Regions from separate parts of the Homo sapiens genome. Here region 1 is linked to region 2. A link is a loop called in an ENCODE intact Hi-C map of the cell type or tissue named here. Cell type or tissue: psoas muscle. All regions are shown on one strand. Links, peaks and the distances in the headings refer to the core of each region. The heading gives the core; the rest is flanking DNA. Region 1 overlaps ERCC6L2-AS1 (ERCC6L2 antisense RNA 1). Region 2 has its middle 130 kb from the start of ERCC6L2.

Region 1 (2,929 bases), core at 170-2,669, 110 kb before region 2:
TTGCTGGAGAGGAAAGAAAGCTGAGTTCCTGGGGCCTGCTTTGAAGATGAAAGGAAGGCACCAGGAGATAAACTGGGCCAGAGATAGGTCTTGTGAGGCTTTGCAGTTAAAAAACCTGCAGATGGTTTTTGGATGGGATCAAATATCAGAAAGGCAGATAAGCCACAAACCCAAATTAGTTTCCAGTTAAGTTATTGCTCTCAGATACAAAACTCAATACAATACTTGGCATTTTGTTTCACATGCAAGCTTTTTCCTATCATTCTTTCAATAAACATTTACTAAATGTCTATTCTGCAGCAGGCACAGCTGTAGGTAAATTAGCCAGAAATCAATTGATTGAAAACCAGTCCTCTATAAGTCAACTTAGCAAAGCATCAATTTGCCTAAAAACAATTTGCTAAATTTACCCAATTTATCACAAGTATATTTTTAAGTATTATTCTTCTTGAATATTCTTCTTAAATGTAGTATTCATGGGAATATTTTTAGGACTATTCAAGTTGTAGCAAGTGAGGACGTAGGTGGTCTAGGGTTTTTCAGACATTTTTCCTAGTCTAGTTTTTTTGCTAAGTATTGGTTGATGGTTTGTCTCTAGGTTTGTTGTATTTGCAGTTCCTTCAGTCTGGACTGCCCTTCCTCAGATATTTTCATGTTCGCTTTCCAAATTGCCTGTCATTTTGTCAGACGTATCACTGGATCCAGCTAAAAGGTGAATTTTGAAAACACTAAAATGTTTCCTAAAGCAAATATTGTACAGAAATAGTCAAATCAGTCACAAATAAAAATTCAGCTTTCATTTTATCTTAAGAATTTAAAGGACCAACTTATCAATGGTAATCAATTTGTAATTAGTTTAATTTACAATCACTCTGAAACCCTCAAACATCACTTTTTCAGATATAGCTTGGATTAATTAAAAATTTCACACTTGTCTAGAGACTATTCTACTTCATGTTACTGCACATTCTAGAATTAGCATACAGATTTCTCTCACACTTGGTACACTAAATAATTTAGTTATTTTTATAAATTGCATTAATTTCTAGGTTTTTCTAAAATACATTATTACCCTAGAAGTAGATAACCAGATGTTTAAAGTTTCAGACTTTAACTGCCTATCAGTAGAAAAGAATATATTTAATTAAAAATCTCCAAAGAGATAATCCTAAGGAAAAAAAGACAGCATATTGGCAGGAAAAGAGTAATTTTGAGTGTAGTACACCACATTCTAAATGAAAAATTTTGGATGACTTACAAGAATCCAGAGAGATTGAATCTGAATGGTGTGATTCAGATGGTAAATATGTGCTATGCATTTACTAAGAAGTCATAAAGTACAGGAGAGAGGTCTCACTTAGAGGCACTTATATTTTATAAAATCAGAAAGACTTTAGTTTATTGAATAAGGTCAAGTCTTATTTACATGCAACGATAGAAAAGCCAACATAAGTGGCTATAACTAGGATCAAATATTTAAGATGCAGCTAAAGGACTTCAACTTACAGTTCATGACAAATACACAGGAGATGAACCAGCTATAGGACACTATGAAGAAATAAACATATTTGAGACATGATACAAAACAATGGTCCTGGATGCTTTAAAAATTCAATGCCAAAGAAAAGAAGATGTGTTGGGGCATGAGGGTGCTACTGAGAACACTGTTGCACTAAAAGAGATTAAAAGAAATACAGAAACAAAATGCAATATACAAACCTGGATTTAAAACAAAACCCAGCCATTCAACACATGCTTAAATATATATCTGAGGAACAAATGAGAAAATTTGTACATGATCTGGGTATAAGATAATATTATAATAATTGCTAATTTTCTTGGATGTGTTAGTAGTATTGTGATCATGTAGTGGAATGCCCTATTTTTAGGAGATGACCCTGAAATATTTAGGGAAGAATATCATGAAGTCTGTTGCTTATTTTGATATAGGTTCAGCAAACAACATACACACACAAGTGCACACACCCACTTATCTGGCAAAATGTTAACAATTGTTGAATCTAAATGGTAGGTGTCTAAGTGATATGAGTGTTCATTGTATTTTTCTTCTGAATTTTCTATATGTTAGAAAATGTTCATAATAAAACATTGGAAAAAATAAAAATTATTAAAGTTTTTGTAGTAAAAGACAGGTCCTTTTAGAATTTTGAAAAAAGGATCTTAAGGAATTATCTTTATTTAAGAAACAGAGCTAAACTTAAGAATAAGATAGCACTGTTTATAAAGAATGCCATTAGCCTATTCCTAAATAAAATGCCAGGCAAATAATGATAATTATTCTTAAGACATAGGCAATTGGCCTTACAATACCAATTATCTGTGTTTCTAACTATCCTGCATCCTCTCAGGGTAAATAAGGATGTTAATAGCTTACAGCACTATACCACTGTAAGCTCATAGAGGTCAGTATATTATAAATTATTTTCAGTGTTATAGGCATCCAACCTTTACACAAATGTCAGAAAGGAGGCAGATGAAATTCTGACTTAGTATAAAATCTAACAATCTTTGTAAGCAGAATGGTTGAATCAATATTTTTCCATTTAGCTAACATAGCACATGAATTAGTTGAATTTACCTGAGTAAGTGTGGAGCTCACTGAGATTGTGACTTGGCATCGCTGGAATATTGCAGTAAGTGCAAAATGCTTCCCAAAGGATGCTGCTTTTTCACAGCCGAGGCTGGAGAAACCAACTTAGTAGCAAATTGGTCTACCTGTTAAACAAGAAAATGAAACATGGAGCAGAAGAAATGTCTGTCAGTGTTATAGACTAGAGCTCCTGTAACAGCCAACCCCTTCTCAAGGTCCTAGATGATCCCAGTGGGCCTCAAAACCCACCATGGGTGATGTGCAGAGTGCCTCAGGGCAGTTAGGACTAGAAGACCTGGCATGCACGGCAGTCTAACA
Region 2 (2,929 bases), core at 92-2,591:
TAGCTTGTACAGTTGGATGCTGGGGGTTGCTGTTTACTCAGATGGGGGAAGCTCTAGGAGGAGCAGGATTTTTTCGGGGGGGTTGGGGCAGAGGATCAAGAGTTCAGTGAGATCATATCATAGTCCTGTTGTAGTAGTGAGGGTTGGGTATTCTTTTTCCTATTCACCTAATTCAGCTCTGGTAGCTGCCTGGACCTATAATAAATGGCTAGGTATACTCGCTGACATGGAACCTAATGTCAGTGGTATGTTAGACAGACCAAGAGACTCAGACTAACCTAAGGGACATCACATGGGTTGCAATGGACAATGGTGTCAATAAAATTAAAAACAACAACTATTAAGCAACATTGCAGTAGGTTGGGTTCCCCCAGAAGCTGATTTTGAGACACAGGTTCATGTGCAAGAAGCTCATTTGTGAACTAATCTCAGGAACCACTAGCAGGAGAGGGGGTAAGTGAAGACTATGGGGAGAGGGCCGCCTACAGTCAACAGATCGCTGTTCAGGATATGGGGTTCAATCCTGCTGGGGACCTCTAGGAGACCGTACCAAATGTGCCTCTGAGTTGTCCTACCCAAGGTGAGGCTGTTGGGGTATTTATCCTCCAATTCCTCTTTATTATTGGCTGAGGAGATGATAAATGCCTGGCACTTCCACTTCCCAAGTGTGACCTCGGCATGTTTTTGTAGGTAGAGAAAGCTCTCCAGTAAAGTTGCAGGTGCCACTGGTGTCATTGAGAAGGGCAAGTGCCAGGGAGTTCATATTCCCAGTGAGACAGCAAAAGCATCTGATGGAACATGATAATCATGGAAGTGCAGACACCTGCCACCAGCACTCGCTTGTAATGCCCAGAGCCCTGGGGAAAGCTCGACTAATCCCCAGGCCTGTTTCAAACTACAGCCAAGGAGCTTTCTCAAGACCAGAGAAAGTTTTTGAAGGCCCAAGGCATGGTTTCCATATTTGGCCTCATTAAGTCAATTCAAGACCTTTTTATAACCAGAGCGAAAATGTTTTCATGTGATGTATTTCCTAAATTGCTATAAATATTTTTCACGTATGTAGCTTCAATATCGATTTTATTAGAAACAACATGGATTATCTTTTCATTGCTAATGAAAAGAGAAAACATCACTTCATTTACTGAGAACAGTGGCAAAATATTCTAAGATATTGATCAAAAGTTGGGCTGACTACCACTTGTGTTAGCCAGTAATAGAAGCTTCAAAAGGCAGCCCAGGGATAGGCTGAGTTCCATGAAATGAGAAGAGGATTTAGTAGGCAAAAAGTACCTGGATATGTAGATGCAGGTTCCATGGATAGCAAGGCTGACTTTCAGCTTCAACTTACAGGTAACCGAAAGACTGAATAGATCCCATTCCCTGATACTTCCTGATCTCTTTAGAAATGGTTCCAGTCCACCTACAATGAGATATAAGGGAAATAACAGTCAGGCTGTCCACCTAGAGGGGTGAACAAATAAATGCAAACCTCAGAATCACGTTAGTTATTGAGAAACACTCACACTCACACACCAGATGCTCTGAAGGCCAAATAAGTTGCTGTCTACCAAGTTCATGGGCTTAGCGCTAACTACAAGTTGCTTAGGTATTCTGTTAAATCACCTGGATCGTTTAAGGATTTTCATATTTTCGTAACCGTTAAGAGTGTATACAATGTACAGTGATTTAAAGAAAGCAGAACTGGCCAGGCATGGTGGCTCATGCCTGTAATCCCAGCACTTTGGGAGGCCGAGGCGGAAGGATCACCTGAGGTCAGGAGTTGAAGACCAGCCTGGCCAACATGGCAAAACCCCGTCTCTACTAAAAAATACAAAAATTAGCCAGACGTGGTGGCAGGTGCCTGTAATCCCAGCTACTCAGGAGGCTGAGGCACTTGAGTCACTTGAACCTGGGAGGCAGAAGTTACACTGAGCCAAGATCACACCACTGCACTCCAGCCTGGGTGACAGAGACAGACTGCCTCAGAAAAAACAAAAACAACAACAACAAAAAAGAAAATAGAACTCCCAGGTCCATGAAATCATGACGATTGTCACTAAAAATATATCCAATGTATGGAGGCAGGAAGATTTTGTCATCACACATCACAGAGGCCATAAGCCACTGACCTCGTTGCCTCCCTCTTCTGGCAGAGTATGCCTGGCCTTCAAAGGTTGAACACTTATTTTTCAATATTTATTAGCTTTTTAAATTTGTCTTTGAATTGCCCATTTACAGTTTTGCCCGTTTTCCTGTTAAAGCGTTTGTCTTTTTCATATTGATTTGTAAGAGCTGTTTAAATAATTGAGATTGAACATTTATCTGTTGCAACTATTGCAAATATTCCTTTAGTTTTTCATTTCTAAAACTTTATGTGGCATTTTATGACATGTAGAATTGTATACTTTTATGAAGTTATAGCCAAGGTCTTTATGATTTTTTTTCTTGACTTTTATGTGACTAGATGAATATCCACTGATATTTTTCTAATTCATTTAGGTTTTTATTTTAAGTAAAACTCTTCAGACCATCTGGGATGTATTTAGGCAGGGGGAAGGAAATGTAATATTTTTTTTCCCAAATTGTTAACCAGTAGTGTCAGCCATCAATTACTGAATAATCCTTCCTTACTGATTTGTTAACAAGGTGGAGAATTTTATTCCCCAAAATGCTCCATGAGTTTTCTGTTGAAGTGAGAAACAGATTTGCTTCCTAGCGGCTCTCATGTGCTTTTGCCCAGAGGGTGCTAGGGATGCTCGGGAGATGAGGTGGTTCTAGATGCTCTGGCCATCCTAGAGAGGTCTGGCATAGGGGCAAATGGAAACAGAAGTCCTAGGGGACAATTCTGCTGTCCACTGTGGCACAGAGGAGAAAGAAGCAGAGCATTTGAAGGAGAAAGTCAGTGGGGATGCCATGAGAAAGCTGCGTG

What was found. Hi-C counts contacts between places; a loop is a spot of excess contacts. Peaks named below come from ENCODE experiments on the same cell type or tissue, not always from the same donor. Only the 100,000 strongest peaks of a DNase experiment are listed, where the experiment ranks them.
Region 1: it touches region 2 in a loop (2.3-fold over the local background); 2 of 110 quality-filtered maps call a loop at or near these places.

The regions. Positions count from the first base shown.
Region 1 is chr9:95,853,205-95,856,133 of GRCh38, reverse strand. The region is part of intron 1 of ERCC6L2-AS1 (ERCC6L2 antisense RNA 1); the gene reads left to right. LOC124902221 (a long non-coding RNA gene) reads right to left here. Exons shown (of 3, transcript XR_007061680.1): 3 at 2,348-2,736. Among named protein-coding and RNA genes, the nearest start is that of ERCC6L2, 21 kb to the left of the region's middle. In psoas muscle, for the core only: no CTCF peak of the experiment used is centred there; no DNase peak of the experiment used is centred there.
Region 2 is chr9:95,743,710-95,746,638 of GRCh38, reverse strand. No RefSeq gene overlaps it. Among named protein-coding and RNA genes, the nearest start is that of ERCC6L2, 130 kb to the left of the region's middle. In psoas muscle, for the core only: no CTCF peak of the experiment used is centred there; no DNase peak of the experiment used is centred there.